Regions from separate parts of the Homo sapiens genome. Here all the other regions are linked to region 1. A link is an interaction called in ENCODE POLR2A ChIA-PET data of the cell type or tissue named here. Cell type or tissue: GM12878. All regions are shown on one strand. Links, peaks and the distances in the headings refer to the core of each region. The heading gives the core; the rest is flanking DNA.

Region 1 (10,847 bases), core at 1,039-9,038:
TATACTTTTTCTACATCTTAAGTATTTTATAATCATTCAAAAATCTTCACTGAGCCTAGATATTGACACCTGATATCAACCAACAGTTATCGTCCATCTAACTCAGGGATGCTGGGATTACAAGAAAGACAGGGCCCTTGCCATGACTCAGTTGTTAAGTTAGGCAAGATGCAACCCCCGGCTTATTGACTCTGAAACTGGAATATCAGACATCAGCATCAGCATGGGCAGGGATAAGCCAAACCTCTACCTCATTGCCACATAATCAAGTCTCTTGCCAGGGATCACTTAGGTAGCATGGAAAGTTTCCAGGGTTAACCTCAGAGGCAGTTTAAATATGCCCCTGCCCATGAGGGGGGACCCTCTTCCTTTTCTTGTGGGAAAACATGCAGAAGACCTTCCTGGGCTGTAAAACAACAACTTTGGCCAGAGTCCTTCCAGAGGCAGAAGCACCAGCTTCAACCAAAGCCATCTCCAGCCTGGAGACCTCCGGCCTGCAGGTAAGTGGAACTGGACAAGTGTTTGCTCAGCTCACACCAGGGAAGGCACATGCTTACTTTCTAGTTAGACAGAGTGCAGAAACATGAGGTTAACATGAAAATGGGCAAGTTAAATAGCAGATACCACTGCTATTTAAGGCACGACCTTTGCTGGGAATGCCAGATTGATGAGCCAAAAAGCAGTGCAGGCATTATAGTTTCCTGGACTTGGAGAAGTGAGCAGTCCCCTCTGGCTGCGCTATCCATTCTGTTCTTAGGCATGGCTGGGAGCCTGTCTCTGATTGGGGTATGTCTTAGAAGTGATTGTGTTCCTCCCTGAACACCCAACTCCATTGAATGGTTCCTGAAAAGGCCAGGGTTTCAGACCAAGTTGGCATCGCCTCTTCTAAGGCAAGTGATGACCAGAAACAGTCCAAGGCAGAGCTCTCAGTCAAGCTCAGCTTTGGGGCTTTGGTTCCCAGGTATCTGGAGATCAAGCATCCAATAAGGTACCCAAGATTCTGGTTACCACTTTCCCCAGTTCTTCCAGGGACCCTTGAATGGCCCTGGGCAAGTCACTTAACCTCCCCGTTTCTCCAGCTGTATCTCTACATCACAGTTATCAGGGGAAGAATGCAACAGGGGATGGAAAAGCACCTTCTGAAGTGTAAAGCAGTCTCCCACTGTGGGAGAGCATTGCCGGGAATCAAAGCCTTGAACTTAAGAATGTAGCTTTCCAAAGAGGATTGGGGCATCCGCTAATGGGTAGGAGAATTCTTTGGAGGCAGGGTGGACAGGAGGGCTCTGCGGGCCTCTGGGAACCATGCCCTAGGGATCCATCTATGGAAAGGCTAGCCCTGGAGAAAGTGCTGCTGGATGCATGACTGCTCAAAGTTGACACTCCAAATTGCCATCACCTGTGGAGACTTGTTTAGCAGGGCTGGGCAGAGCCAGATAATATTCACTTCTTTCCTATTGTCCAGAACAAAACCTGTCATCAACCTGTTCTCTCCACTGTCACTTATTGCTTGTTATTTGCTGTCACACACAAGCACACACATGTGCACACACATACACACACACATACAAAGCTACCACTTCCTGAGAACCTGCTACACCCAGGCTTTGGTTACATTTCATTGCTAAACCCTCACAACAACCCTTGCTACTCTCCGTCCCATCTTACACCAGAAAATTGCCACTCAGGAAGATTAAGCACCTCGTCCAAGGTGACATAGGCGGAAAGTGCTGGAAGAGGGATGTACTCCCAAATATGCATCAGCCACAGAATCGCCCTGCATTTCACCATCATGTGGTCTCTCCTTTAAAGTGATGATGACCATGAGCCAGTTTTCCCGGAGTGAGGATGGGGTGCTGGAGCCACCCACCCTATCCTGGCTGTCCCCACAGGGAGATTTGGGGTGGCAGCAGTGGGGAGGAGGTTGATGGCTCTGTCTGCAGCCCTGGAACACAGTGGGGCTGCTGAGCCCTACCGGGGTCACTGGCAGGGGACCCTCCCCTGCCTGGCTCACTGGCCATCCAAAGGGGAAGCCCAAATGCTTCCTGATCTGTGCCCAGGGCGAGCAGCTCAGAGACGGCTTCCAAACTCACAACCCCATTTCATTTGCACAGAAACTCCCTGAGGAGGCAAGACAGGGACATGATCTCTCTGGGCAGCTGAGGAGTTCAGGGTTCAAAGAGATGAGACATGGGAGAGCTGGGGCTCCAGCCTAGGACTTCTGACTCTTAGTAAAGTCAGTCGAGCTCTCTCCACTTGCCAAATGCCTCTTAGTAGAAAGCAAAGATAGACAAATTATCTGCCTCCTGCACTGATGTTCACCCAAAGTAAACCACCCAAGTTATGCCCTGAATACTGCCTCCAAGTTATTTTCTAAATTATTCTTAAATTCATAAAAATATATGAACATGTTCCTTGTAAAAACAATAAAATAAGTGTCGGGCACAGTGGCTCACACCTGTAATCCCAGCACTTTGGAAGGTTGAAGCAGGAGGATCGCTTGAGGCCAGGTTCAAGATCAACCTGGGTAACACAGCAAAACCCTGTCTCTACAAAATATGTATATTTTTAAAATTAGCCAGGTGTGGTAGCATGAACTTGTAGTCCCAGCTACTCAGGAGACTAAGGCAGGAGGATTGTTTAAGCCCAGGAGTTTGAAGTTACAGTGAGCTATGATGATGCCACTGTAACCCAGTCTGGGCAGCAGAGCAAGACTCTGTCTAAATAAATAAATATTCTGAAGCTAAAACTTTCTTTAACTGCCCTGAGCTCAATGTCCTTCCCACATATAACCAACGCTGCCAGTATGGTACATTTCCTTCCAGACTTGTTTCATTTATATTTGTACTCAGATATTAATAGAAAATACAAAGTATTGTTTTGTAGCTTTTTTTTTTTTTTTTGAGACAGAGTTTCACTCTTGTCACCCAGGCTGGGGTGCAGTGGTACCATCTCGGCTCACTGCAACCTCCACCTCCCGGGTTCAAGAGATTCTCCTGCCTCAGCCTCCCAAGTAGCTGGGATTACAGGCACCTGCCACTACACCTGGCTAACTTTTGTATTTTTAGTGGAGAGGGGATTTCACCATGTTGGCCAGGCTGGTCTCGAACTCCTGACCTCAGGTGATCCGCCCGCTTCAGTCTCCCAAAGTGCTGGGATTAGAGGCATGAGCCACTGCGCCTGGCCTCCACCCAATTTTTTACAAAGGTGCAAAAGCCTGTCAATGGAGGAAAGATAACCTTTCACCCAATGGATGTCCAATGGAGCAATTGGACACCTGTCCGAAAAAAATGAACCCCAACCTCAATCGCACATCTTATACAAAAATTGACTCAAAATGGGTCACAAACTTGAACATAAAGCATAAAACTATACAACTTTTAGAAAAAAATAGGAAATCTTCAGGGTATAGAGCTAGGCAAAATGTTCTTAGACTCAATACAAAAAGCATAATCCACAAAGAAAACATTGATAAATTGGGCTTCATCAACATTTAGAACTTTAGACTGGGAGAAAATATTTGCAAGCTGCATATCTGACAAAGCACTAGTTACTAGACTATATAAAGAACTCACAGCAGTAAAATAAGACCAATCAATCGAACAAGGAAATGGGCAAAACCCACAAAGAGACATTTCACTGGAGAGGTGTACAGATGGCAAACAAGCACAAGATGTCCAACATCACTAGCTACTGGGGAAACGTGAGTGAAAACTACAGTGATATGTCACTACATGCCTATCAGAATGGCTGACATAAAAACAGTGGCAACACCAAATGATGATGAGGATGTGGAGAAACAGATCGCTCATATGTTGCCGGTGGGTACGTCAAATGTTACAGCCACTCTGGAAAACGGTTTGGCAGTTAGAAACACTAAACATGCAACGATAATACTACCTAGTGATCGCACTTTGGGGCATTTATCTCAGAGAAATGAATACTCAAGTTCACACAAAAAACCATAAATGAATGTTTATCATAGCTTGACTTAAAATAGACCCAAACTGGAAGGTATTCGTCCCTGGGTATGTGATTGAACATGCTGCGGTTCATCCATGCCACGGAACAGCAATAAAAAAGAAAAAAACTATTGATAAGCAACCTGGGTGAATTGCCACGGAATTAGGCTGAGTGAAAAAAAGCTAATCCCGATAAATTACGTTACATGATTTCATTTAAATAACCTTCTAGACATGATAAAGTTATGGAAATGAATAACAGATTAGCCATTGAGAGGGATTAAGGAGTGCCGGGGTGCGAGGGAAGTGGGCGTGCCTGGTAAAGGGCCGCGTGATCTTTGCGGTGATGGAAGTGCTTTGTATCTCAGCTGTGTCAGTGTTGATATTCTGGTTGTGAGATTGTACTACAGTTTTGTATGATGTTACCTTTGGGGAAACTCAGGTAAAGGGTACAGGGGTCTCTCTGTATTATTTCTTCCAACTGCATATGAATCTATAATTATCTCAAAATGAAAAGTTTAATTAAAAGGAGAGTTTGTCCATCTGACAGGTAAAGCATAGCATCTCTTGGTTTCAATATTTAATGAGGTTGAGCACTTGGGGCATTGTCACTCGGGAGTGTTTGATTATGTGGTAATCAAATTATGAGACTTCAGGCCTGGTGCATTGGCTCACACCTGTAAAGAACTCTGGGAGGCCGAGGCAAGTGGATCACCTGAGGTCAGGAGTTTGAGACCAGCCTGGCCAACATGGTGAAATCCCCTCTCTACTAAAAATACAAAAGTTAGCAAAGTATTTGCTGTAATCCCAGCTACTGGGGATGCTAAGGCAGGAGAATCACCTGAACCCGGGAGGTGGAGGTTGCAGTGAGCTGAGACTGCACCACTGCACTCCGGCCTGGGCAACAGAACAAGACTCCGTCTCAAAAAAAAAAAAAAAAAAAAGACTTCAAACTTTTCCTTTCCACTCTGTGTGTCTGTGTGTGTGTGTTTGTGTAGAAGGCCTTCTTTTCCCCAAGGTCATCAATATATTTTATATTTTCTTCTAATGTATTTATAGCATTCCTTAATCTATCCCCCATTTATCTTTGTAAGTGGTATGAGGTAAGGTTGCAACTTATTTTTTCCTCCTAATAGATAACCAACTTTCCCAACACTGAATCATATTTCCTTTCCTACTGACTGGAAGTGACATTTCTTATAAAATACTAAATTCCTATGCATATGTGAATTTGTTTTTCGACTTCCTGTTTTGTTCCATTTGTGGAAGAAACAAAAGGAAGAAGAAAATAAACTTAACCCAAGGAATGTAAGTCCCTTTAAACCATCAGGCTCAGAGAGGCACTGGAATGAATCAGCAGCCACATCCATCCCCCTTGAGCTAAATAATTACCTCTTGAAGCCACTTGTTAAGGGGCTCTGGACTGACATTGAGTAGCTATAAGATGCCACACGTTGGACGCCTTAACTCCTACCCTGTAGTTCAACAGTGTATAGCCAATCACAAATCATGTTATTTCTGTCAACCAATGAGAATTCCTATCAAACAACTTCGTCCAGCCCACTCCTGTTCCCTTTAAAAATCTGCTTGCAGCAAAGGCTATGGGAGCACGCCCCAGGGCAACGTGGAAGTGTGTCCCAGGCAGCTGTCCTCACTTTGGCTCAACTAAAGATGCCTCAGCCTCTTCCTTTCAGGTCAACACATTAATCCAATTGTTTATTCCTGTGCTGAGAAAATGATGTATTTCTAATATATTTTTTTCTAATAGTTTCTAACATATCTTTGTAGCTCACTGTTCTTTCTTTAAATGGACTTGGCTATTACTGTATATTTATCCTTTCACAAGATTCAGAATAAACTTATCAAGATACAAAGTTTCAAAACAAGTGTATCAGAAAAATAAACACTATTTCTCCTCTCACACGGTCAACACTCAACACTTCACCCCAAAATGTGTGGGGATATCTCTCCATCAGCAACCAATGCCCTGGCAAACACCAAGTAACTGTACTATAGTTTAACTTAATTCTGACACTGTCTGCCTGGAGATACCATCAGATCCCACACGTTAGGACTTAGTCCCACAAGACTGCCCCCCAATGGGATTGTCAGTTCAGATGCCAGTCACAAGTAGTAGGTTGTCACCTATACTTCTAACCAATCAGTTATAAATCAGGGTTCCCACTACCCCTTCCTTGCATTAGATTAATTTACTAGGATGGCTCACTGAACTCAAGGAAATACTTAATGTTTACCAGTTTATTAAATGGGATATTACAAAGGATACAGATGAACAGCCAGATGGAAGAGATGCATGGGGCAAGGAATGTGGGAAGGGTGGGGAGCTTCCCTGCCCTCTGTGGACTTGCTGCCCTCCAGACACATCCATGTGTTTGGCAACCAGGATGCCCTCCAGACCCTGTCCTTCTGGATTTCTATAGAGGCTTCCTTACTAGGCGTAACTGATCAAATAATTGGCCATTTGCGATTAACTCAACCTCCAGTCTCCTCTCCCCTCCTGTATTAGTCCATTTTCACACTGCTATAAAAAACTGCCTGAATAAAGAAAAGAGGTTTAATTGACTCACAGTTCTGCATGGCTGGGGAGGCCTCAGGTAACTTACAATCATGGCAGAAGGGGAAGCAGGCACCTTCTTCACAAGGCGGCGAGAGAAAACAGAATGAATGTGGGTGGGAGGAAATGTCAGACACTTACAAAACCATCAGATCTCGTGAGAACTCATTATCATGAGAACAGCAAGAGGGAAACTGCCCCAATGATCCAATCACCTCCCACCAAGTCCCATCCCCAACGTGGAAATTATGGGGACTACAGTTTAAGAAGAGATTTGGGTGGGGACAAAATTATGGGGATTACAATTTGAGATGAGATGTGGTTTGGGTGAGTCAAGCCACCGCACCTCCCCACAGGTGGAGGAGGTAGGGCTGAAAATTTCAACCCTCTAATCATCAGCTAACCAGCTCCCATCTGGCAGCTAGCTGGGGGCTTGCTGAAAGTCACCTTATTAACATAAACTCAGGTGTGGTGGAAGGGGCTTTTAGGAATTTTAAAAGACACTCCTTTCACCTGTATCACTCTGGTGCTATTTCAGGAACCAGGGACAAAGACCAAATGTAATAACAATAGATGCTCCTTTTACCTTTACCACTTAGGAACTGACAAGCATTTTAGGAGCTTTGGCCAGGAGTGAAGACCAGAATATATATTTCTTCTTATATCACAATATCACACCCTGTCTTCAAATACAGTCACATTCTGTGGTAATGGAGGTTACGACTTCAACATACGGAATTGGAGAGGACACAGTTGAATCCATAACACGGCAAAATCCTTCTCAAACTTCAAGGCCTTCCCCACCCTGCCTGCATGTTCCAGCCTATCTCACCTTTCCAAATGGCCATTTCCTGGGACAAAACAAATGACCCCTGTCCTGCTCAGCCACAGGTTGACTCCTATCCTCCTTGCAGTATCAATCACAGCACCTCTAATGATCTGTTCATGGGCCGGTCTTCCCTACTGCACTGTGAGCAACTTCATCTTAGAAGCTACTCCCCTTCAGCTCCTGGTGTTCTGTGTATTAGGGAGTCTCCCCTCTTTGGGTCTCTGATCATCCATCCAAATGAGAAAAGCGAGGCTTACACTTGTCAACGCTCTCGGTGCTTTGCCTCCTGCAGCAGGTGCCGGGCATGAGCGCCAGAACAGTGTTTGCTCTCAGCATGGTCACCGGACCTTTGCCCGAAGGTGGACCATGCAAGTGTGAGTGTCTGCAGAGATGCAGAATCACACACAGCTGGACTGAGACTGATGGAAAGGGAATGTGCTCTGGGTCAGGAAGCACCCATGAGATGGGCCTTACCCCAGGAGAGGAGGTGCAATCATTTTTAGAATAGGCTAGAATGTTCCCATCAGACCTGTGCTGACATGAAATCGGCCTCTTCACTGTGTCACTTTCACAGGTGAGGCAGGTTCAAGTTCACCGCCTGCACAGCTGACCTTTCCTTGAGGACCATGGACTTCTGGTGATGACGTCTTTTCCATGGGCCCTGGGAAACAGAGTGGCACTAGTATGCTGGTGTATGGAGAAACTGCCCAAGAAGTGGGTGACAATGGAACTGGGCCCAACCTGCCCTGTGGCACTGCCTCTGATCTTGGCCCAGCCCCCTACAGCTGGCCACCCTTTGGTCCTGCCTTCCCTCCACACAGCAGCTGGGGCATCTGGTAGAACTTGAAGCATATGCTGCAGACACCAGATCCCTACCTTCAGGAAACCTCATATCTGAGTCACTTAAGCTGGGTGTGTGGTGCAGTTCCCATAAGCAGCTGGCAAAATGGGAGGGTCAGACAGTGAAGGCCGTGGAAGAACAGTCCCTTCCTCTGTCCTGGGCTAACTGCACTCCCTGATGTGGACAGCTCCTGTTAGTCCTGACCACCCTTCCTTCTCTTGGAGGAAGACTTTCCTTCATTCAGGTACTTACACCCCATCCCCAGCCACCCATGTGGCTCCAGTGGGGACCACCCATCATGGTTTCCCATCCCCCTGACCATGGGAGTGAGCACTTGACCCAAGATGGGCCAATCGAGGTTCTTCCCTGAAGGTGTTCACGTTAACATCAGAAGAGACTCAGCTCCATAATAATGTTGAAGATGATGTTAAAAGCAGCTGTAACACTTAGCAATTATGAACAGTGAGCACCCACTAAGTGTCAGCACTGTTGCATCATCCTCTTTAATTTCTATAGCAGTCATGAAGTAGATTCTGTGATTACCTCATTTTACAGATAAGGAATCTAAGGTCAGAAAGGTAAAGGAATTTGCCCGAGTAAATGGCAGAGCCAGAATTCAAACCCAGGCAGTCTATCTCCAGAAACATCACTCTCAGTACCTCACACACTGCCTCTTTCCCGGGGGAACTGCCAACCCAAGGCGTGCAGAGGCTGGCAGCCATGCTCCCTGCTGTGTGGGAAAGCCGCATCCAAGCCAATCTGCAGAGAAGCAGATATGAGCGATGGAAATCAGAACTTGGCAACATTTGAGTCCTTAGTTCTGCATCCTTTTTCTCCTTTCCCATCTCTTGGTTTGGTTACATGAGGCAATAAATAATCTTTTTTTTTTTTTTTTTTGAGACAGAGTCTCACCCTGTCGCCCAGGCTGGAGTGCAATGGTGTGATCTCGGCTCACTGCAACCTCCGCCTCCTGGGTTCCAGCGATTCTCCTGCCTCAGCCTCCCAAGTAGCTGGGATTAGAGGCACGTGCCACCACGCCTGGCTAATTTTTTGTATCTTTAGTAGAGACAGGGTTTTACCATGATCTCTTTTTAAAATTATTATTATTACTACTATAATTTGAGACAGGGTATCGCTCTGTTACCGAGGCTAGAGTACAATGGCATGAACATGGCTCACTGCAGCCTCGAACTCCTGGGCTTAAGTGAGTCTCCCACCTCAGCATCCCAAGTGGCTAGGACCACAGGTGCCTACCACCACACCTGGCTAATTAAAAAAAAATTTTTTTTATAAAGACAGGGGTATCACCATATTGCCCAGGCTGGTCTTGAACTCCTGGGCTCAAGCAATTCTGCTTTGGCCTCCCAAAGTGCTCGGAGGTGTGAGCCACCGTGCCCAGTCAGTGAATGATCTCTTTTTCCTAAGACGGTTCAGATAGAAGCTCTGTTACTTGCATCCTGCCTTGTGACCCTATCTCCTACCTGCCCACCTTTCCATCATTGTTGTGGTTTTCCTTCTCTTTATCTTCCACCTCTCCCCACCCTGACCCCTTTCACAGGTCCACTAAATTGCTAAAGCCTCACTCTGCCTAATAGAAACACCCCTTTCTCCTGTGAAGTCTGCACAGCTGCACCTTCCCCTCTCCTGTCATCCCACTCCGGGAAGAGCTGCCTCACTGGTGTCATCATCTGCTCCTTCCCTTGCCCTTCACTGCCAGGCTCTGATGCTTATCTCCCTTGGAGGCCAATCTCTGAAGACCCAACCCAGTGGTCTTTTCTTAGCCTTCATCCTCTTCAATCTCTTTCCCTCTTTTGTATTCCTAAATGTACAGGCCTCCCAAGGTTTTGGACTTGGCCCCACGCATGTTGGTCCTGACTTGTCCTTCTTTCGCAATCCCGTCTGTCTCCTTGTTTAGATGTCCCTACTATGGCCCTCAGATCTGTCTGTTGGTCCCTGACCCATCTCCAGCCCTGAATTCGCAGTGGCCCTGAACGCAGCCTCACCTGCATGCTTCATCAGCACCTCAAACTCAAACTGCCCAGAAAACATCTGGATATCATCAGGAAAAAGACACTGGACCCATCCCTTAGACCCTACACCAGAATACATTCCAAAAGGATGAGAGATCTGTGTTTGAATAGTGTAAAAGAAAAATTGGAGACACAATTACATTTTAAAGAGTTTATTTGAGGAAAAAGCAATTCATGAATTGGGGTATGCCAGACCAAAAAAATGTTCAATGTTCTAATGACATAGCGTCAGAGGCAAATATTTTTAGGTTGAATACGGAAAAAAGATAAAGAAATTATTTGATTGGTGACAGTTGCAAAATTATCTTATTTGATTCATCCCATTCGAAAGTCCCTAGTTATATAATTAGAAACTTTTTGTCTGCCAATAATTGGCTGAGGTTTTCTTTCTAACATAAGCATTTACCAGAAATGGCTAAAGTTAAGTTTTGCTAAAGTTTGCAAATTAAGCAAAGTTAAGATGACTTATGAGGCCTGACTGCTTTTGTCTAGTCAGAGATTCTTCAGGCTGGTCTCTCGTCATTTTAATTTACTTTAACAACAGTGAACTCATAGGAATTAGAATAAAGACTGAAACTGCAAGACTGAAAGCACATACCACTTATTAGGAAAA
Region 2 (10,847 bases), core at 1,282-9,281, 1.0 Mb after region 1:
ATGTTGCTTTGAGACCAGGTTACAAAAGATCCAACAGCTTATCTCTCTCTTTCCTTCTCTCTCTCTCTCTCTCTCTCTCACTCTCCCCCTCCCTCCTTCACAGGCCACTCACTCTGTCATGAGCACCCTACAGAGAGGCCCACGTTGCAAGGAAATGAAGCCTCCAGCCAACAGCCAGTGAGGAGCCAAGGCCTGCCAGCAACCACATCCGTGAGCTGGGAAGTGGCTCTTCCAGTCCCATCTGAGTCAAGTGTCAGATGACCGCAATCCTGGCCAACAGCCTGACCACAATCTCACGAGAGACCCTGAGCCAGAACTCCCCAGCTATATAGCTTCTGGATGCTTGACCGTCATAAACTGTGTGAGATCATAAGTGCTTATTTTAAGCTGCTAAATTTGGGGAGTAATTTGTTACACAGCAAGAGATAACTAATACAGCTTTGGGTACTTGGAAGTAGGGTGCTGCCATAGTGAAACTCTGCAATGTGAGAGTGGCTTTGGTACTGGGCAGTGGGCCGGAGCCAGAAGCATTCTGGGGTGATTCTTAGTGAAAACTTCAAATGCCATGAAGAGACCACTGGTAGAAATATGGACTTTGAGGAGACTGGTGATGGGGGCTTTAAGGGAGGTGAAAAATATATTATTGGGAATTAGAGGAAGGAGGATTTTTATTATGTAGCCCCAAAATGTTTAGCAACATTGTCTCCTACAGATATGTGAAAAGCAGAAAATGTACTTAATGACTTGCATTATCTAAGGAAGAAGTTTTTAGCCAGGGTCCTGCAGGGGCTGCCTGGTTTCTTCTTGCTAGGTAAAATGTGAGAAGAGAGAGACAAGTTAAAAGAAGGGCTGTCACAATAAAAAAAAATCCAGGACTTGCTAGTTTTGAAGAGTCCCAGACTGTCCAGATGGCAAATGATGCTAAAATTAGGAAATGACTTCTGCGTAAAGATCAAATCCAGGCACTCTCAGGAAAGCATAGTCCAAAGATGAGGTGGAGGGTGTGGCTATGAAGTCTTTGTCAAGATCTTAGAAAGTTCAGCGGTGCTGCCTCAGAGTACTATTCAGTCAGACCAAAAGCTCTGTAAAGATTTTAAGAGATGTTAAAGATCTTCTCAGTCAAACAACAGAGCTTCTAAGAAGCTTAAGGGCATTGTCCCTCAGCAGAAGCCCAGCGGAGAGAAGGGATGGTCTTGAAGAGATGTGTGGGTGGGCTTTTATTTGGTGGAACAGACTCAATAGGATCACAGAAGACCCATAAAGTTTTTCAAAGGATTATTTCAGTGGAAACACAACAACTTGGACTGGAAGGGAGAGACACAGTACAAAATATAAAGAAGCTCTTGGACCTCCCAAATTCTACCAGCAGGAAGCTATCTGAGCAACAAATCAGCTGCAAAGACATGCTACCTTTCATAGAAAAGGAAGGATGACTCAGAGGCAGAACCAAGAGCCCAGAGTATTCACTGGGCTCATGACTTGCTGCAATCTCATGAAAGACCCTGAATGCAGAGGGCGGAGACAGCCTTGTAGAATAATTCCTGGGCAGGAACAGAACTGAGTTCTAATCAAGAAACTTCCAATATCTGCCTGGCTGGATTTCAGAACTGCTATGGACCAACAATGTCTATGTGCTTCTTGTTTCCCCTCTTCTTGAATAAGTGTATCTAAGGCTGTTACCCTATGCCTGTCCCACAATTGTATGTTGGCTACGTGTGTGTGTGTGTGTGTGTGTGTGTGTGTGTGTGCAGCTAACTTGCCTCCTTAAATCTCAGGCCTACAGATCAAGAGTGAACTGTACCTGAGGTGCTGTACTTAAGGAGATACACCCAAAGAGCGTCATCTGCATCTGAACATGATCTAGATGATGAGACTTTGGACTTGGAGCTGATGCTATAATCAAATGAGACATTGGGAGGGGTGAGACTATTTTGCATGTGAGTCACTGGGAATGAGAGGGTGGGTTGTGGTAGTCAGCCTCTAAGATTGTCCCCAGTGATCCCCACTTTATGGAATTTATATCCCTGTAAAGTCCCCTCCCACACTGTACCAAGGTTAGTCTATGTGACCAACAGAATATGGTAGAATATGGCATGTCACTTCCAAGATTAGGTTACAAAGCATACTGCAGCTTCGATCTTGGTGTCTGTCTGTCTGCTTGTCTTCCTGTCTGTCTCTCTTGGATCATACTCTGGGACAAGTCAGCTGCTATGTCATGAACAGCCCTATGAAGAGGTCCACCTTGTGACCAACAGCTAATGAGAAACTGAGAACTGCCAACCACCTTGTGAAGGAGGCTGTTCTCCAACTGCTTGGGCTTTCTCCAGCCCCAGTCATGCCTTCAGATGCCTACACCCCTGGCTGACAGTTTGACTACACTCTCAAGGGTGACTTTGAGCTAGGACAACCCTGTTAAACTGCTCCTGGATTCCTGACCCTTGGAAACTGGGTGACATAATAAATATTTGTTGTTTTAAACTCTACGTCTTGGAGAAATTTGTTACACAGCAATAGATAACCCCAATACAAACGTCCAAGCCAAGCTCCATTTCCAGCAAATTATCATTGGAAATGATGATTAGCAGAGTCCTAAAGCAATCACATGCACACGTACATATCCACAACTATAAACATAAACCGAACATGTGTGATTCAAACACAAATATAGGCAATAAGTCCTCAGGTTTGTGTTGCCCTTGGCATTTTACCTCCTTTCTGAGCATCACCTCATTTGAACTGCAGAACACTCTTACAAGGTGGATATCGTATTTTATAGTTGAGCAACATGCCTCAAAGAGGTGAAGGGATGTCTTGAGGCTACATATCTAGTGACAGGACTCGAATGAAGTCTAGGCAACTCAGCATTCTCAAAGGACCACCTACACATTAGGCTGGAATAAGGGCCCTGGTGTGGCTCCTGTGATATGACCTCCAGGCAACAAAGTCAGAGGCAAAATGTGGGTTTGCCTCAAGTGGGATGGTTTTAGGCTCTTAGGAGCAAAAAAATCTGCCTTGAAATAACATGACATATACCCACCCTCACCTACCTCCCACACGTGGGAGCTTCTCAGTGTGCCAGAAACTAAATCATTCTCTTAACTCTGGGTAATCACTGAAGGCTCAAGTGAAAATGCAAAGTAACATGCCCTGGGTTACCATTAAGGGTAGATCAACCACTGACACACCAGTTCACAAAACGGGATGCAGGAGCAGTAAATCTGGGGTCAAAAGGGGCCGCATGAGAGTAGAGGAAGGTGGGAGCTCCTCCTCATTCTCACCCTAAGGGGGTGGTGGGAAGGCAGAAGGTGGCTGTCCTTGACTGCTTGTAGAGTAAGGAAGCACAGTCAAAATACACCGGGGCTGTCTCCCGGAAAGGGCGCCGAGGCTCCCCTGCCATCCTAGGAGGGGCGTTGGGACAGGAATTGGGATGGTGGAGCCTTGGGAGGGAATTGGCCTTTGTGTGCTCTGCCTAAAGAGGCCCTGATGATCACTGTTCCTACCCTACCCCTGACTGAGCACCGCCAGCCCTCCTGAATATCAGGGCACAGTCAGAATCCTGCCCTCTAAGTGTCTCACCCCAGCCTCCGCCCAGCCTCTTTGCACCGTGGCTGCAGCTCACAGCTCAAAGGCAGCAAGCTTCCTGCTCAGGGTGACCAGGCCGAGCCATCTGCTCCCTGACATGCAGAGCCAGTCTGGAACACGTGTTTGCTGTGGCCACACAGACCACCAGACCAAACATGCACACCACCCCAGAACACATTTTCTCTTTCTAAAAACATTTCTCATCTTTGTTTCAAGTTCACACATGTCTTTTCTTGAGTTCAATGTCAGTCCTGACAAGTAATAAGCCTAAAATTAGATCTTTTGTCCACCAAATCCTCCCCTTGAAGCTGAAAGACAGAGTTCAAAGCCAACACAAGGGCAGTCGTATTCCTGCAGGCGGGTGTCAATGCAGATAATGTGGGCTCCAGGCAGCAGCTTCTGTTTTGGGCTCCTCTATCCACCTGCTGAGGTGACTCAGGATCCCGGGGCTTGCCCTCCAGACATGAATGAATGTGTGTGCTGGATGCTCTCCGGCCCTCTGCCCTTCCCTAAGTCCCTCAGTGGCCGCACCTGCTTCAGGTGAGCCCAGGAGCTCACACACAGCAGGGAAAGCTCTCAGTCTGTGTCAGGCTGGACCCCGCCCAGCAGCTGTAGGGAAGGTCAGGGAAGAGGATCAAGGGAGGATGAATGAGGCCATGAATAGTAAGGGGTGGAGGAGTAGGAAGGAGTCAGCAGAACCTGCAGAATCAGAGGAGGCCAGCAGGAACAAGAGGCAAGGGAGAGGGACTGAGGTACAGGGGCTGGTCAGTGTTGGGAGCAGGACAGAGACAGGCCTGTTCAAAGAACAGCGAGAAGACTGGGGTCTGGAGAGCACAGCGAGTGAAGACAGTGGGTGGGAGGGTAGGTGGGGACAGAGCTGAGGGCAGGTGGAGCAGGCCATCTACAAGGAGCAGGGGGTCAGGGAGCGCGAACCAGTTGAGGATTCCAAAGGCCTATTTGAAAGGTTAGAAGCTGTTTGATAATGCCATCCCACAAGTTGTTGGTGAGTCTGTGTCCACCTACAAGGGGGACCTAAATCCTGGTGCCCAGGCTGTTCATCTGTCCAGGCCTACTTGGAAAGAATGGGCAACCCCATCCAGCCCATAATTTGAAGGGCATTGAAATCCCTGCAGGTGCTTAGAGACATGGAGAAGGTGGCATATGCTGCTGCTACAGAGATGACTACACCAAGCACCCAGGGGACAACTTCATCTTAATTTCCCCCGTGGGTGCTAAGTACAGGCATCGCCTCTGGGAACTTGAGGGCCTATCTTCTTGAGCTATTTTATTTCTGTTTGCTGGTGTCTTGCCTAATTGAGTCCCTGCATCACTTTTGGAAACCAAGGCCTCCCAAAATATTCCAAACTGTAATAGAGGCCACCTTGGCTTCCCCAAAACACATGCATTGGAATAAATGGCTATAATTAAATTACTGGGAAGACTCAGAAATAACTCTTGGAGTTCAGGGTAAATGCCGACCCAGGAGGAAAGCTCCTTGGTATTTTTAAAACCTGTGCCCCTGTCTCTCCTGGGGAGCCCTGAGGAGTGAAAGGCACCCTCATGCTCTGGGTTTGTCCTCTTGGGAGTCAGGGGAGCCAACAGCTGGAGGAAGCTCTCCTCTGGCCGGGCTGCCTCCCCACCCCCTGAGCTGCCCACCACTCCAGAACTCACAGAACTTTCCCTCTGGGTGCTCATCGAGTGGGGTCCCCACAATCTGGGAAATCCCTGGTCAGTTTCGAGGGCTTCCTAAATATGTCTATTCATGAATCATCCAGACAAGGAAAGTAATCTATGGGCAGGACTGACCTAGTGCAGGTGGGGAGAAGGTGGGAGGGTGGGTGACCCTGTCTGAGGGTCTCATCTGAAATCTCATCATTCATTCATTCATTCATTCATTCATCCCTTTGAATGAGGCAGCAGCCCTCCCCTAGTCCATTTGACATGACAGCCCCCTCACCCCAAAGAGGACCATGCCGTCTTTAGCTCCCCGTGCATGTGAGTTGATCAGGTGGTTAACAGGGGGAGTATGTAGGAGGCAGCCAGGGAGGGGCCCAGCAGACGGAAGCTGAGTCTGCAGATGGGGAAGGAGGGGGTCCCAGAGCAGTGGGTTGTTAGCAGCACACGCCTGGAAGCCAGGCTGCTTGTGTCGCTTCACTTTTCTGGACTAGTGACTTTCCTCATCTGTAAATTGGAAATAAAAATAGCATCTCCTTCCTAAGGTCATTGGGAAGACTATATGAGCTAAAGGGTGCCCTGAATACAGTGAGTGCTCTGGAAGTGCTTGTGAATTGCTGAGTGACATCCAGGCTTGGCAGAGGGTGGGCCAGGCTTGCCTGGGAGTCTAGCGAAAAAGACCCTCAGAACCAGTGGGATGCACAGCCTGCTACATCAATGAGTACAGCCAAGTGCTTACACCTATGAGCGCCGATGGGTATGGCCGGGTGCTTACACCTGTGAGCGCCGATGGGCACAGCCGTGTGCTTACACCTGTGAGCGCTGATGGGTACGGCCGGGTGCTTACACCTGTGAGCGCTGATGGGTACGGCTGGGTGCTTACACCTGTGAGCGCTGATGGGTACGGCCGGGTGCTTACACCTGTGAGTGCCGATGAGTACGGCCGGGTGCTTACACCTGTGAGCACCAACAGGTATGGCTGGGTACTTACACCTGTGAATCTTGCGGTCCTGGGCAGCATACGATCTCAAGAGGACAGAGAGGCTGGGTGCTGTGGCTCATGCCCTTAATCCTAGCACTGTGGGAGGCTGAGGTGAGAGGATTGCTTGAGGCCAGGGGTTCAAGACCAGCTTAGGCAACATGGCAAAACCCTGTCTCTATAAAATAAAAAATAAAAAATTTAGCCAAGTGTGGTGGCACGTGCCTGTGGTCCCAGTTACTTGGGAGGCTGAGGTGGGAGGATCACTTGAGCCCAGCAGGTCGAGGCTGTCGTGAGCTATAATTGTGCCACTGCAACTCCAGCCTGGACAACAGAGTGAGATCCTGTCTCACAAAAAAAAAAAAAAAAAAAAAAAAGCACAGGGCCAGGAGTATGAGGCTTAGCCTAGTATGACTGTGTGCCAGATCTGGGGAAGGAAAAATATACACAGGGGCAGCAGGCATGGCTGCCTTTCTAGAACCTTCTGGACAGGGCACATGGGCTGAGCTGAAGATACACGAGACACTGGTTATTTGCACTGAAAGCCCTGGCCAGCCTCCAACATGTCTTTCAGAACTGTCTTTCCCATCCCATGGTTAAGGAATGGAATATCCCTGAGAAGTGTCCCTTTTCATCTTCACCTCGCACTCTCTCTAATACATTGTAGAGCTGAAATCAGAGCCCTATTTTATAGCTGAGAAACTGTGTACCCTTAAAGTGTAAGAGAATTGCTCTGAACCACACCACAAGTATGAAAATCCAGATTCCATGACTTCTGGTCCAGTGTTCTTTTCTTCCTGCACAGGAGTGAGTGTCAGGACAGAGAGGGGGGGATGCACGTTCTCTGAGGTTAGACTCAGAGCCGCACACAGGGTCAGGACTTCCCTCGTATCTGCCATCACATGGCATCTAATGGCATCCCTGTAGTCTGCACAATGGTGTCCTTGGGGACATAAGAAGAATGGTTTGTCCAGGGCCCAAGATCCCCTGGCTGGTGAGAGATGAGCTCGTCTTGAAGCCAGTGAGCCTCGCCCTGGGCCTGGGCTGCCCACCAGACACACTGTCCCCGGGGAGGGCTGGGCTGGCTTGGTGCCAGAGGCCAGGTTGCTTGGGGCTCCGGAGAGGAATGAAGGGTTGGGTGTTAGTGTTTGTGAGCCAATCCTCAAATGCCTAGCATTTCAGTAGAGACTAGACCTCTGAGGAGGAATGAAACCAGCTTGGGTGGCTGGTTCCCAAGGCGTCCATTCTACGTCCCATCCTAGACGCAGACCTTGGGGAAATGGCATTTATCTCTCCAGGGCCAGTTTCTCAGGGAGCAGCCCTCCTGTCCTGCAGGTAACTAGACATGTGCCCCTACGTCCTCTTCAGTCACCTTTCTTGTCATTGGGTCTCCCTTTGCTATTTAGGGCTTAAGGGGTCTGAAGGAATTCTAATTGCTGGGGAAAAGGGGATTATTGTGATCGAGAAAGAGTAGTACTCTGCTCTCCAACTGTGGGCACAGAACTAGGGGATGCCCACTGCCTGGTGGGCACAGGGGGTTCCAGGGCTCTGCCAAAATGAGCTGTAGGCAACCTCTTTTCTTACCCATTTGTCCCCCGCGTGGATGTGGGTCCCGATGGGAGAGAACCCCCAGAGCCTTGTATTCCCATGAAGTGTGATGCTGGGAGGAAGTCCTGAGCATGGGGATCGGGGGAAGGTATATCCCTCATGGGTGAGTTGTGGGCCAGCCTCAACAGGGCCACTCTCTGCAGCTTGTTCTGCCCAGGAGTGCGGCCTGAGGCAGCTGCACTGTGCAAAGGATTATTGGGACCATCATGATTTGTACAAAGCGTGGGGCTTTCTCTGGGTGTATCAGGGGCTCCATTTCAATCAAGCATGGACCTGGACATCTGGCTTGAAGAAATGAGCTGCTCTTCTTTTCAAGAGAGAGCCTGCTTGGGGGTGGGCGTGAGGGAGGAGGAGAAGGATCCTAAAAATAATTCTTATCTGACTCATTTTGCTTAGAATCTGACAGGGCTGCCTGCCAGGTGGGGGTTTGCCTGTCCCATTTTCTTATCTATCTTTAGCAGGGACTTAATGAGGGCAATTTCCTTGCTGGGATGGAAAGACAAACCGTGGGCAAAGTGAGCATAGATCTGTCTCGCGGTCCCTGGGCTCGGATGACAGGATGGCAATGACAGTCACTGCAGGGCTGAGCTGTCTGCGAGGGCCTCAGCAACAGTGGCATCCCAGCATGGTGCAAATGAAGCAGTGATAGGCTCAGTCAAACCATGCAGGACAATGACCACTGGAAGAAGCATCCCCCCCGTCCCCATCTCATCCCCTAGCGAAGCTACCACCACACACGAACAAGATAAATCACTCAGACCTAAGATCCTGTTGCCTACAACATACTTCTTTATCTTCAGCATCTCTCTACTCTGTTTTAAAGAGCAAGTACGGTCACTTCTCATTATTTATGGTAGTTGCATTCCATAAAGTTGCTGCAAATACTGAATTAGTGAATACTGAACTATTACTCCTAGGGGAAATGCGGGGTTTGGTTCCTGCAAGCCTCTGGTCACAACATTTTCACCACTGGATCAATACATAACCTCGTTTTGTATGTGTTTCTGTTTAAAGAAACCTTATTTAATACATATTGTTGATTTATTAACATTGAACTCACGGCCAACAGCACTATAACTCATGCCTGAGTGATGCTTATCTAACACACACATTTTCTCCGGAAGGCACATCACAGCCTCCTTGCGCTTAAGAACAGTAGACGGCACTTCAGTACTATGTTTAGGAGCCATTTAAAATAGCAAATTCACCAAGGAAAAGCACAAAAATGTGAAAAACATGGCAGTAAACAGAACCATGAGAAGGGTGCTTGCTTATACTATGAGAGCTGAAACAAGGAGGCAGAGTGTTACTTTGGCCTGGACTGGGATCTTGCAGGTCAGGCAACTCAAATTTTTCACTGTTTGTGTGTCAATGACTGACTGCAAAAACACCATGAGTATTGAGTGCGGTGTTACAAATAAGTTTTACAAGTAGGCGAATGTGCAAATATGAATCAATGAGTAATAAGGATGGACTGCACTTCCAAAAGAGCTATCTTAACAACTCATGTGAATGAGCTGATGTATAGATATAGGACTCCGACTAGGTTAATTCCTCATCAGTTCCCGGTGGGCAAGATCTGGGGGACCTGGTCATTTTTGTAGGATGTGGGACTCTATGACTGGTAGAGTGTTCTGAGGTGCTAAAAGGAGCAGCAAGTTCCAGATAGCAGCTGTGACTTAAAGAGAGGGATGTCGAGAGGCACTTGGTATCCCCCAGAGTCCTTGCCCATGAGCCCACATGTGAAAAGGAATGTGGGGCCTCCTGTAGTCACAGATGACCATCAAAGCCTGGGATACAGAAGCCACAGCAGTGTCAAGGAATGGGGCTTAAAAATATTAAAGACAATTCTAGAAGCATATTTTCGTATTGAGAGTGAGAAGTCAGAGGGACACATGAGGCTACTGATGGGGCAGACAGCGTAGAATTAAGAGGTGGCAAAAAGAAAGCAGACCTCTCCCACTCCAAGTTTGCCTTCTGCAAGAGAACAGGTACCAGCCCAGAAAAGGCAGCTGCAGTTGCCGCATCTGTCAGACGCTGAGGGCCTGGAAGACTCCACGGAGAGCAATGGGTGCTCTGAGTGCTCACCTTCATGCCTCGGGAATGGGGCGATATTGATATTGATTGGAGTAAAAGAAATCTTTACATGAGGTCATAAATGGCCCCTGACCATGTCTGAGGAATCCTGGAGAACAGATATAAGGGTTAATTTCATGTCAACCTGACTGGGCTAGGGGGTGCCCAGTTAGCTGGTAAGACATTATTTCTAGGTGTGTCTATGAGGACATTTTCAGTCAGTAGACTGAGTAAAGATCTCTCTCCCAGTGTGGATGGGCACCATCCAATCCGCCAAGGGCCCAAACAGAACAAAAGGCAGAGGAGGGGTGACTTCACTCCCTCTTCTTGAGTGGCGACATCCATCTTCTCCTGCCCTTGGACATCCCATGCTGTAACACATGGTATGCTTACGGTCACGCTGGGAACCTCATACATGCTCCTGTTTCTTGGCCTTCGGACTTGGGTTGATTACACCACTGGCTTTCCTGGTTCTCTAGCTTGCAGCAGATGGCAGACTGTGGGACTTCTTGGCCTCCATAATCTCATGAGCCAATTCCCATGATACATCTCTCTCTCTTCCTCTCAATATATCCTATCAGTTCTGTTTCTCTGGAAAACTCTGAATAATGCAACAAAAGTGTTAGAGACTGTAGCTAGGTATACACAGTCTAATTTTCAAAAATTGGAAAAATATGGATATCATTTCTCCAAAAGAGATTGCCAAACAGATGGTTTGGAAGAAAAAAGGTGACCACTAATAGCTAGCACAGGTTCACACAGACCAAGTCATGGCCAGACCAAATCTATGTCCTTTTTTGAAACAGTTACTAGCCTGACACATTTAGGGAACCCTGAAAATATCAAGGTTGAAGAGGTAGCTGGGTATGGTGGCTTGTGTCTATAATCCCAGCTACTTGGAAGGTTGACGGGAGAGGAGCACTTGAGG
Region 3 (10,847 bases), core at 1,299-9,298, 220 kb after region 1:
TTACTCAAGTTGTCTGAGCCTGGTGGCAATTATTTGATGTATGAGTGGCTGCTGGAAAGCATTGAATACCCTCAGGAAGCATATGACACACCAGGGAGGTAAATACAATAACTGTAAGGAGAATGGTGGCCGTGGATTGAAAGATTCCTCTGAGCAAAGATTCCTGGGAAGCAAGATTTAACCAGCTGAGTCAATGCAGGAGGCAGTGCTCATCTGACGGAAAACTCCTGTTATTCTTAAAGACCTTTTAAATTTTGGTCAACAACGCCTGACTTATTAACATCAAAACAACACTTTTCACCAATTAGGTCACAAGCTCCTCCTTGTTGAGCAATCGAAGTGTTCAGAACTCTTCTAGTTTGGAGTACTACTGAGGCCAAATAATTCATCTCAGATTGCACTGCTTAGAGAGAATCCAAAATATCAGCAAAGCTTTTTTCAGGAGTTGCTGAAATATTAATAAGTCATTTTTCCAATTCAGAGATTCCCAGCTGAGGAGAAAGTACTCTTACAAAGGAATGAAGGCAAAACTCTTTTATATGATTGGGTTTGGGAGATGGGGGTGGGTGTCCTTTTATGAGGGGTCACTTCATGTACAAGTGGCCCTAAATTAAGGATTTCACTAGCATATAGGAGTCTCATTATACCCTCTTCTCTTTTGGAATTTGGGAAAAACTGACCAGCATTTAATATCAACAGACCTTAAGTCTGATAAGAAACACTACTCTCTCTGAAGCCTGCTACCTGGAGGCTTCATCTGCATAACAAAACTCTGGTCTCCACAACCCCTTATCATAACCCACATATTCCTTTCTATTAATAACAATTCTTACAACAAATTGCCAATAAGAAAATGTTTAAATCTACCTGTGATCTGGAAGCCCCTACTTCGAGTTGTCCCGCATTTCCGGATTGAATCAATGTATATCTTACATGTATTTGATTGATGTCTCATGTCTCCCTAAAATGTATAAAACTAGGCTGTGCCCCAACCACCTTGGTCACATGTTCTCGGGATCTCCTAAGGGCTGTGTCACTGGCCATTGATCATTCATATTTAGCTCAGAATAAATCTCTTCAAATATTTTAGAGCTTGACTTTTTTGTCAACCATTTTAAGACCAGAATGTTTAACAAGTGAGATTCTCAATCTAGCCCTGTAATCACGAAGCAACTAATCTTTTTTTGGCTTACACATGTAAGCAAAAAATTTATTTTGCCAAGGTTAATGACATACCCAGGAGGCAGGTGTCTGTGCCTTTCTTCAAAGATAATTTTGAGGGCTTTAATATTTAAAGGGGAAAAACAGGCTGGAGAGGAAAGAGGGAGGGTATGGTAATCCACGTGTTGCAAGAGAAAAGGAACAGGTAAGGGAATAGTCAATTATGTATTCATCTGCTCAGTAAATCGTGAGATAAGATGAATATAGAGGAGCTACCTGTTGAGATATTCAACATTTTATCTGTAGCTATCTACTTAGAAACAAAAGGAAAGGCAGTTTCTTACGTACTCAGCTTTCAGCTTGATTTTTTTTCCTTTTGTCACAGTGAATTGGGGTCCCAAGTTTTTATTTTCCTTTTATATTCCTCCTCTGTTTTCTTTTGAAAATCTTTTGGAGAAAACATTTTAGAAGAAAATGAGTCACTGGTCTTGGATTTTGCCTGATCTTTCATGGCTAAGAGAGTTTATTCATAGACAAACAGGTCCTATGTTGTTGGGAATGCTCATTTGGAACAGGTTGTGAACTCTCACATCCTATGAAGAAAAAATAGGGGAAGGAAAAGAGAAAACAGAGGGGAAAAAGGAGGCAATAACCAAAAAAAAAAAAAGGAAGAAAAATCCCGGAAAACTGATACAGGCCATATTACTCTGAAGTCCACACATCGGTAGGCAGATATGAAAATGGTTTATGTATATAAATAGGTTGCTGTCATTTTCTTCCAAAGTTTAATTTGTCTAGCTTCAGTATTTCAAATCAGGAAAAATGGGGAGCAGGAAAAACAAAGAAAGAAAAAAATTGAAAACATTATTTTAAGACTTGTGGACAGGAAACATTTCTGGATTCAGTCCAAATTGTAGAAAATAATAAAAATTGGAAAACACTGCACAAGGCTAGAATCTAATAACATGTGTACTATACATTATTTTGAAACATAATTTTTCTCTCTCCAATTTCCCAATTTTATTAAAGACAAAATCATAGTAGGACCAGTTTATTTGTAAAATAAGTTTTAGCCTTATTATACTTGGCTTGATTATTTGCATAAAGTGCAGCAAGAATAATCATTTGCCATGTAGACTCTATTTTTTTTTTAAATTGACTTTGCTGGAAGCTTTTCCTCAAGGCATCTGAGATTAGACCTTTTTAAAAACCTCAAGCTCAGCCTGGGTGACTTCCTCTTTTCAATATCCCAAGAAAACTTGGGATTCCTGGGCCTGTCAGAAACCAACATTCTTTACTTGTCACAGGTCAGAACCCTATGAAGGACAAGGTATGGGGCCAGTTTTTCTGAAGGGCTTTAATTGGCTCTATAGGTCAACCTCATTTCCTCAAGGCAATCTGAAAATATGCCATTCCAGTCAAAGACTTGGGAAAATAACCAGTGTCTCCAGGTATGGCCTGTAATAAAAGAAAGCAGGTTCCTATGGAACTTATACAAATAAGTATATTGCCATAAATTAAGAACACTCACAAATAGTTTCTGAATTTCAGAGAAATTAGGTAGAGAGAAATAAATTATGTTGAATTTTGCTTGCTAGAATACACTTTACTCAACGTTAAAAACTGTAAATAACTTAAAAGAAGAAAAAGTTTTCTTCACTCTGAAAAACAAAACAAAAAGAATCAGCAAATGTGTTAAACAAAAAGTAATGAAAGATTATTTCAGGCTTCTGTTAGTTTAATCCATGCAATTAACTTCTGTTCTTCCAATATTGGATTGACAATCCTCACGAATACATCAGCTCTCCATGAGAGTCCTGGAAGTTTTTCTCTCTATTCCAATGGCACAATCTCTAAAATTATCAGAGTACTCAGAGTTCTATAGTTGATTATAAGCCACTCTATAAAAGGATCAAAGTAAACAACAATTGTGGATGACAAAGTCTTAGAACAGCCATGGTTAAAGACACAAATGACAAGGAAATTTGGTTACTTATGTGGCATGCAACAATTTTAAATAATAATCATAATACTACCATAATGTATACTAATACATATCAGAATTATAGGAATTTCATATAGGAATTTCATATACCTTCATTTGGAAGGCATACTAATAATACATTTATATAAATATAATCCAAAGAAGGTTAAACACCATTTCATATTTAATAATGTTTTCTGTATGCTTTTGTTATACCAAATAAGCTGAAAATGTCTCTTTTGGACTTCAGAGGACCTAAATTCAAAAAATTAATGAGGTCAAAAGGATCGAACTTAGAATTTGATTTTGGAAAGTTGGTCAAACATAAAAAGTTTTAAAAACATTTGATATCACAAAATAGGATCACAAGTCATTGTAAAATAAGTCATTTATTTAGACCACATTATAACTCAAAGATTTCCCAAAAAAAAAGAGGCAGAAATCTTTATTCTTTGAGAAAGGAGACTTAATTTCCTAAATAATAAGCCTTAATAAAGACAACATGAGGCCAATTATATCTCTCTTAAATCTTATCAACAAATCTATTACATTTTAATCATCTTGACCATCAGATATAATTTTCATAAGCCTTGTTATAACTGTTTGTAATTTTTTTTTTTTTGAGACAGAGTCTTTCTCTGTCACCCAGGCTGCAGTGCAATGGTACAATCTCAGCTCACTGAAACCTCTGCCTCCTGGGTTCGAGCGATTCTCCCGCCTCAGTCTCCTGAGAAGCTGGGATTACAGGCATCTGCCACCAAGCCTGGCTAATTTTTTGTATTTTCAGTAGAGACAGGGTTTCACCATGTTGATCAAGCTGGTCTCGAACTCCTGACCTCAAGTGATCCACCCGCTTTTGCCTCCCAAAATGCTGGGATTAGAGGTATGAGCTACCACACCCAGCCTATTTCCCATTGTTATAATTTATCTATAATTTATAAAGTTGTAAAATAGGCTGGGCGCAGTGGCTCACACCTGTAATCCCAGCACTTTGGGAGGCTGTGGCAGGCGGATCACCTGAGGTCAGAAGTTCGAGACCAGCCTGGCCAAGAAGGCAAAACCCCCTCTCTACTAAAAATACAAAAATTAGTTGGGCATGGTGGCAGGAGCCTGTAATCCCAGCTACTCGGGAGGCTGAGGTGGGAGAATTGCTTGAACCCAGGTGGTGGAGGTTGTAGTGAGCCGAGATCACGCCACTGCACTCCAGCCCAGGCAACAGAGCAAGACTCTGTCTCAAAAAAAAGTGGGTTAATTCTCCAAGAAAACCTTGTTAATCCGACACAGGGACCCAGATGCTGGTATTGTATCAGTGTGCCTTTGATATTAATGTTTAATTTATAGAAAAACTCTGAACAATTTTCTCTCTCAAAATCAGCCCTTACAATCTCATGTGCCTACCTCTTCTGCAATAGTCTCTGGGCCTAGAGAAGTTGAATAGTTTTAATTTTTGGCCCAGTGTCTCATTAACACAGTTTATTTTGATTGGCATCTTCTCTGGATCTGAAGATGAGGCTTTAACTGCTGTCAGTGTTTAAGGTTTAGCAGGATTTGAAGTCCTTTTTAGACCCAAGAGTCAAAGCCCTATAACTTAACAGCACAAGGACTTTAAAAGCAATGTAGAAAGTTATGTAGATGTGATAGCCTTGGTTTTTTCATCTTAGTTTTCCTAAGCAAATCAAAACTTAATGACGATGATGTAGGAATTATTTCAAAAAATGTAAAATCTGTTTGTTAGGCCAGTTACCAAACAGCAAATGAAAAGACCTTCTGCAGTGTGATTGTTTTTCCCTACAGGGAGCACATTTAGATAACCTGCAAGTCAAAACTCGTGAAAATGGTACTTGAATTAGTTAGAATAGGAAGACTGTGTCTGGGGTCATAAGTGAAAATCTTTGATTTCATAGAACAATTTAAGGCCAACAGCACAGAATGTTACATTGGAAGAAAATATTTCCTTCAGACCTTTAAGATAAAACATTTTAGCATAAGGCCACAACAGCAGTTAGAACCTGCAGAGATTACTTATGAAAACTGCGATAGTTATCATTTAAAGTTATTTCCCTGTTAACCATTTTTACAGCCTATGAATTTCAGTTGTTTACGTAAGTAGGAACCTTGAGGTTAAATAAATGGACTTTTTTTGCCAATAACTCAGAATCTCATTGTTTTCATTAAAACAACAACATTAAAGGTAATTCTCTTTTGGGCTACATTTATAGCTTTATAGCCCTCATGCCAAATTTTGACACCTTATAATATCTAGCAGAGATAAATATAAAACCACTTGACCAATAAATCTAAACAATAATGTATGTTGATAATTCAGAAGGCATTTCTAATTTTATTTTACCAATCATTTTTAAACCAGCTTATTTATTAAAGATTTGTGAGTCATGTGAACCTGAAAACGCATTTGAGCTTAAAGTCTCTATTTTTCTGATAAAAGATTTGATTTAAGTGCCTCTTTTTTTCTTTAAGCTAATTAGAGCTCTTATATATTTTGGGTAGTGAAACCGAGAGAAGAGAGACAGACCCTCTCATATCGTTTTACATTGTTTTATACTCAGAAAAGAAAAGAAAAGTGAAACAAAAGTCAGGTAGCCTGGTGCCTAGGAACCAGACCCGAAGCCAAGGAACCAGACCCGAAACCAAGCCTGGGCCCGCCTGACCTAAGCCTGGTAGTTAAAGATCGACCCCTGACCTAACTGGTTATGTTATCTATAGATTCCAGACATTGTATAGAAAAGACATTGTGAAACTTCCTGGTTTGTCCTGTTTCACTCTGACCACTGGTGCATGCAGCCCCGTCACATACCCCCTGCTTGCTCAATCGATCACGAGCCTCTCACGCAGACCCCCTTAGAGTTGTGAGCCCTTAAAAGGGATAGGAATTGCTCACTCAGGGAGGTTGGCTCTTGAGACAGGAGTCTTGCCAATGTTCCCAGCTGAATAAACCCCTTCCTTCTTTAACTCGGTGTCTGAGGAGTTTTGTCTACAGCTCGTCCTGCTACAAAATGTATACATGACACAGATACACAGATGTATCAGACACACAGGTAGAAGTAGATTCATGAGACTCCCTTTTGGCCGGACGCAGTGGCTCACATCTGTAATCCCAGCACTTTGGGAGGCTGAGGCAGCAAATCACTTGAGGCCAGGAGCTTGAGACCAGCCTGGCCAACATGATAAAACCCCGTCTCTACTAAAAATACAAAAATTAGCCAGGCATAATGGCAGGCACCTGTAATCCCAGCTACTTGGGAGGCTGAGGCAGGAGAATCACTTGAACCTAGGAGACAGAGGTTGCAGTGAGCCAAGATCGTGCCACTGCAGCCCAGGCAACAGAGCAAGACTCCATCTAAAAAAAAAAAAAAAAAAAGATTCATAAGACCCCCTTTTTTTGAGATAAGTTCTCATACTGTGTCACCCAGGCTGGAGTGCAGTGGCACAATCATAGTTCTCTGCAGCTTTGACCACCTGGGCCCAAGTAATCCTTCTGCCTCAGCCTCCTGCGTATCTGGGACTACAGGCATGTGTCACTATACCCAGCTAATTTTTGTATTTTTCATAAAGATGGGGTCTCCTTATGTTGCCCAGGCTGGTCTCAAACTCCTAGCCTCAAGCAATCCTGTTGGGAACAAGCGCCCCAAAATCTGGCCTTAAATGGCCCAAAACTGGCCATAAACAAAATCTCTGCAGCACTGTGATATGTTCATGATGGCCATAACGCCCACGCTGGAAGGTTGTGGGTTTACTGGAATGAGGGCAAGGAACACCTGGCCCACCCAGGGCGGAAAACCACTTAAAGGCATTCTTAAGCCACAAACAATAGCATGAGCGATCTGTGCCTTAAGAACATGCTCCTCCTGCAGTTAACTAGCCCAACCTATTCCTTTATTTCGGCCCATCCCTTTGTTTCCCATAAGGGATACTTTCAGTTAATCCCATTTCCCATAAGGGACACTTTTAGTTAATCAAATATCCATAGAAACAATGCTAATGACTGGCTTGCTGTTAGTAAATACGTGGGTAAATCTCTGTTCGAGGCTCTCAGCTCTGAAGGCTGTGAGACCCCTGATTTCCCACTTCACACCTCTATATTTCTGTGTGTGTGTCCTTAATTCCTCTAGCGCCACTGGGTTAGGGTCTCCCAGACCAAGCTGGTCTCAGCACAATCCTCCCATCTCGTCCTCCCAAAGTACTAGGATTGCAGGCATGAGCCACCGCACCCAACCAAAGACCCCTTTTTTTCCTCCTACTTTAAACTTCCAATTCCCTGGGTTTTGTTTCTTTTCTTTTCTTTTTTTGTGAGACATTGTCTCGCTCAGACAGGCTGAAGTGCAGTGGCAGGATCTCAGCTCACTGCAACCTCCACCTCCTGGGTTCAAGTGATTCTCCTGTCTCAGCCTCCTGAATAGCTGGGATTACCGGCATGAGCCACCACGCCCAGCCAAGACTTCCAATTTTTTGATAACCTGTTTCATTACCCTAGGCAATTGTCAGTAAGACAGCCCTAAATGTGCAAACTAAAGCAACAACTCCTAGGTGAAAATCAGATAGCAATATTTATATCTCCAAGTAGGGAGAGAGAGAGTGTTGGTGCGTTACAGGAAGATTAAAAATGCCTGGCAAGTCAAACATAAAATTATAGAAATCTACCACAGGATTGTATAAGGAGACCATTTTTATTTAGATAAGTAGTTTTAAACTCAGTCTCTGTCTTTTAACTGGATCTCTGAGCTCTAAGCAGAGCTCACAGGGAATCCTGGGTCTCCAAAAAAAGAGCTGTCGTGGGACTAGGCCATGTAATGCTTTTACAGTGCACTTTGTTACAGAAACGTTTCTCTAAGTGTCTAAACCACACCCTTACTTATCTTAAACACCCAAGAGTAGCCCCTGTTGTAATAACCATAAACCAACAAGTATCTGAGACAAGTCTCAATCAATTTAGAAGTTTATTTTGCCAAAGTTAAGGACATTCCCGTGACACAGCCTCAGGAGGTCCTGACAACATATGCCCAAGGTAGTTGGGTTACAGCTTAGTTTTATACATTTAAGGGAGACATAAGACAGCAATCAATACATATAAGATGTGCATTGGTGGGACAACTTGAAGAAGCTGGTGGTGGGGGGTAAGATTGGGCTTCCAGGTCATAGGTAGAGGCAAAGATTTCCTGACTGGCAATTAGTTGAAATAGTTTATCTAAAGATCTAGAATCAATAGAAGGGAATGTCTGCATTAAGATAGGTAGTTTTGGAGACCAAGGTTCTTCTTATGCAGATGAAGCCTCTAAGCTTCAGAGAAAATAGACTGTGTTTCTTATCAGACTTAAAAAGTCTGTTCTGGACCGGCACCGTGGCTCACACGTGTAATCCCAGCACTTTGGGAGGCCAAGGTGGGCGGATCACCTGAGGTCAGGAGTTTGAGACCAGCCTGGCCAACATGGCGAAACCCCATCTTTACTAAAAATACAAAAATCAGCCAGGCCTGGTGGTGCATGCCTGTAATCCCAGCTACTCAGGAGGCTGAGGCAGGAGAATCACTTGAACCCAGGAGGTGGGGTTGCAGTGAGCCAAGATAGCACCCAGTGCACTGCAGCCTGGGTAACAGCAAGACTTCATCTCAAAAAAAAAAAAAAGTCTGTTCTATCAGCCTTAAGGTCTCTGCTTTAATGCTAATGCAGGGAGAAGGATATAATATCCGACCCCCACTTCCCATCATGACCTGAACTAGTTTTTCAGGTTAACTTTGGAATACCCTTGGCCAAGGGGAGGGTCCACCAGTTGATTGAGGGGCACTTAGAATTGTATTTTTGGTTTACATAACTATTTTAGTCAAAAGAAAAATCAGACAACACAATAAAAAGCAAGCAGTTTAAGATCCGAGCAGAACTTGTCTGTTCGTCCTCTTGGGATTCCATAAGGAAACACAGAGGAAAATTCCCCAAAAAGGAGTCTGGCACCTTCTCTGTTTTCTTTAAGGAATCCCAGGCTGTCAGAAATTAGTTTAGGTTCCTCATGCAGTAGAGGATGGCAAAGGAAGGAGAGACAGGCAGAAGTAAGTGGAGAGAACTGGAGAGAATAGAATTCAGTTGACTGAGAATTTAAAAAAAAAAAAAAACTTTTTCTCAAAAAACAAGATCCTGGGAGAGAAAAAAAAAGTGTAAAGTCCTTTTAAATATGCACATATACATAATGGATATCAACTTAGAAGTTTATTTTGCCAAGGTTAAGGACAATGCCTGGAAGAAATAAACATGGAATCACAGAAACAGTCTGTGGTCTGTGCCTTTGTCCAAAGATGATTTTGAGGGCTTCAGTATTTAAAGGGGAAAAGTGAGCTGGAGGGGGAAAAGGGAGGGCATGGTAATCCAGGTGTTGCAAGAGAAAAAAAGCAGGTAGGGGGACAGTCGATTATGTATTCGTCTCGCACTCAGTAACTGGACACGTTATATAAGATAAGGTCCCTGTGGAGATATTTCACCTTTTATCTGTAGCTATCTGCTTAGGAACAAAAGGCAGCTTCTTGCATGACTCAGCTTTCAGCTTGATTTTTTCCTTTGGCATGGTGAATTGGGGTCCTGAGTTTTTGATTTTCCTTTCACACCTGTTTGAATAATGGAGCAGGGAATCTTTTATGGAAAGACAACGGGGATAGCTTCTAAAGTTTTTCAGCCATTTTTCTGGCATATTTGGGCCACCCTAGAAGTACCACTTGCATGACTGGCAGTACTTCCTCAGGCGTATCCCATCCTGCTGTGGCCATCCAGTTACTTGCCTCCCCAGGTCCCATCTCATGTCTTATCCTGACACAAATTGGGAGGTCCAGAGTCACGGGCTCCTGTGAGAATTCTAAATTCCTCAGTAAATTTTTTGAGGTTTTCTCTAAGGTTTGGAAAATCTTTTGCTATGACTCTGAGTTCAATTTTTCACCAGTTTTTTTACTCCGTTTTGAGCAAAAGTAGTTATAGGAACCAGACATGGCTGTTCTGAGGGCCTAACTTCCCATCTCTCATCATCTTCAGGGTATAAGCATAACTGGGCAAAAGGATCAGTAGGTGTAAGCTGAGAAAATGGGTGTACAAATATATTGAGAATAAAGGGCGGAAATGGTCAAAGTTATGTCAGTTACCATATAATTATTTTTATTTTCGTCTTTAATTCATCTCTTAAGCTTTTCAGTTTCCTTATTTGCCTTTAGAAAGGAGTCTTTTAGAGAGGCAATTTTGTAACCAATCAACCTTTTAGAAGCCTCCCTCTACCAAACAGGAAATGCATCCCATTGTTTCTGAGACATGTGTGATCCCTCCTTTTCCAATATGCTCCATAAATGAACAGTTTTATCCAGCTCAAAACTTCTCATTGTTGTGAACCTAGGAATTAAGTTTTAGTTTAAAAAAAAAATGTTTTTAACCCATCCCACTGCCACTTTAAATGGTCTCTAGTAAGGTGCATTCATTTCTCTAGAAAACCACAGGTTTGGGGTCCATAATTTCTGAACATATTATTGGCTTGTGTTCTGGACAGAGGACTCCCAGACTCCTTAGATGCTGATGAACACATCATACCTTGTCCCTCTAAAATTTTACCTACCCGAAGCCTCCAGCTGAAGCCAGTCCAGTTCCCACTGAACACCCACTTCAACCTCTGGGTCCAGTCAAAAATAAAATTACTCCTGTAATCCCAATACTTTGAGAGGCTG

Evidence for each region. Peaks named below come from ENCODE experiments on the same cell type or tissue, not always from the same donor. Only the 100,000 strongest peaks of a DNase experiment are listed, where the experiment ranks them.
Region 2: POLR2A ChIA-PET joins it to region 1 with 9 read pairs; 2 of 35 experiments call an interaction of 5 or more read pairs at or near these places.
Region 3: POLR2A ChIA-PET joins it to region 1 with 5 read pairs; 2 of 35 experiments call an interaction of 5 or more read pairs at or near these places.

The regions. Positions count from the first base shown.
Region 1 is chr18:49,742,660-49,753,506 of GRCh38, reverse strand. No RefSeq gene overlaps it. Among named protein-coding and RNA genes, the nearest start is that of ACAA2, 65 kb to the left of the region's middle. In GM12878, for the core only: no CTCF peak of the experiment used is centred there; no DNase peak of the experiment used is centred there; H3K27me3 peaks cover 172 bases.
Region 2 is chr18:48,717,972-48,728,818 of GRCh38, reverse strand. The region is part of intron 7 of CTIF (cap binding complex dependent translation initiation factor); the gene reads right to left. Among named protein-coding and RNA genes, the nearest start is that of MIR4743, 53 kb to the right of the region's middle. In GM12878, for the core only: no CTCF peak of the experiment used is centred there; DNase peaks (open chromatin) are centred at 3,768 and 4,758; H3K27ac peaks cover 310 bases.
Region 3 is chr18:49,526,949-49,537,795 of GRCh38, reverse strand. It overlaps LINC02837 (long intergenic non-protein coding RNA 2837), which reads right to left. Exons shown (of 4, transcript NR_183517.1): 4 at 10,270-10,518. Among named protein-coding and RNA genes, the nearest start is that of LIPG, 30 kb to the left of the region's middle. RefSeq lists a silencer at 6,390-6,561. In GM12878, for the core only: no CTCF peak of the experiment used is centred there; a DNase peak (open chromatin) is centred at 5,697.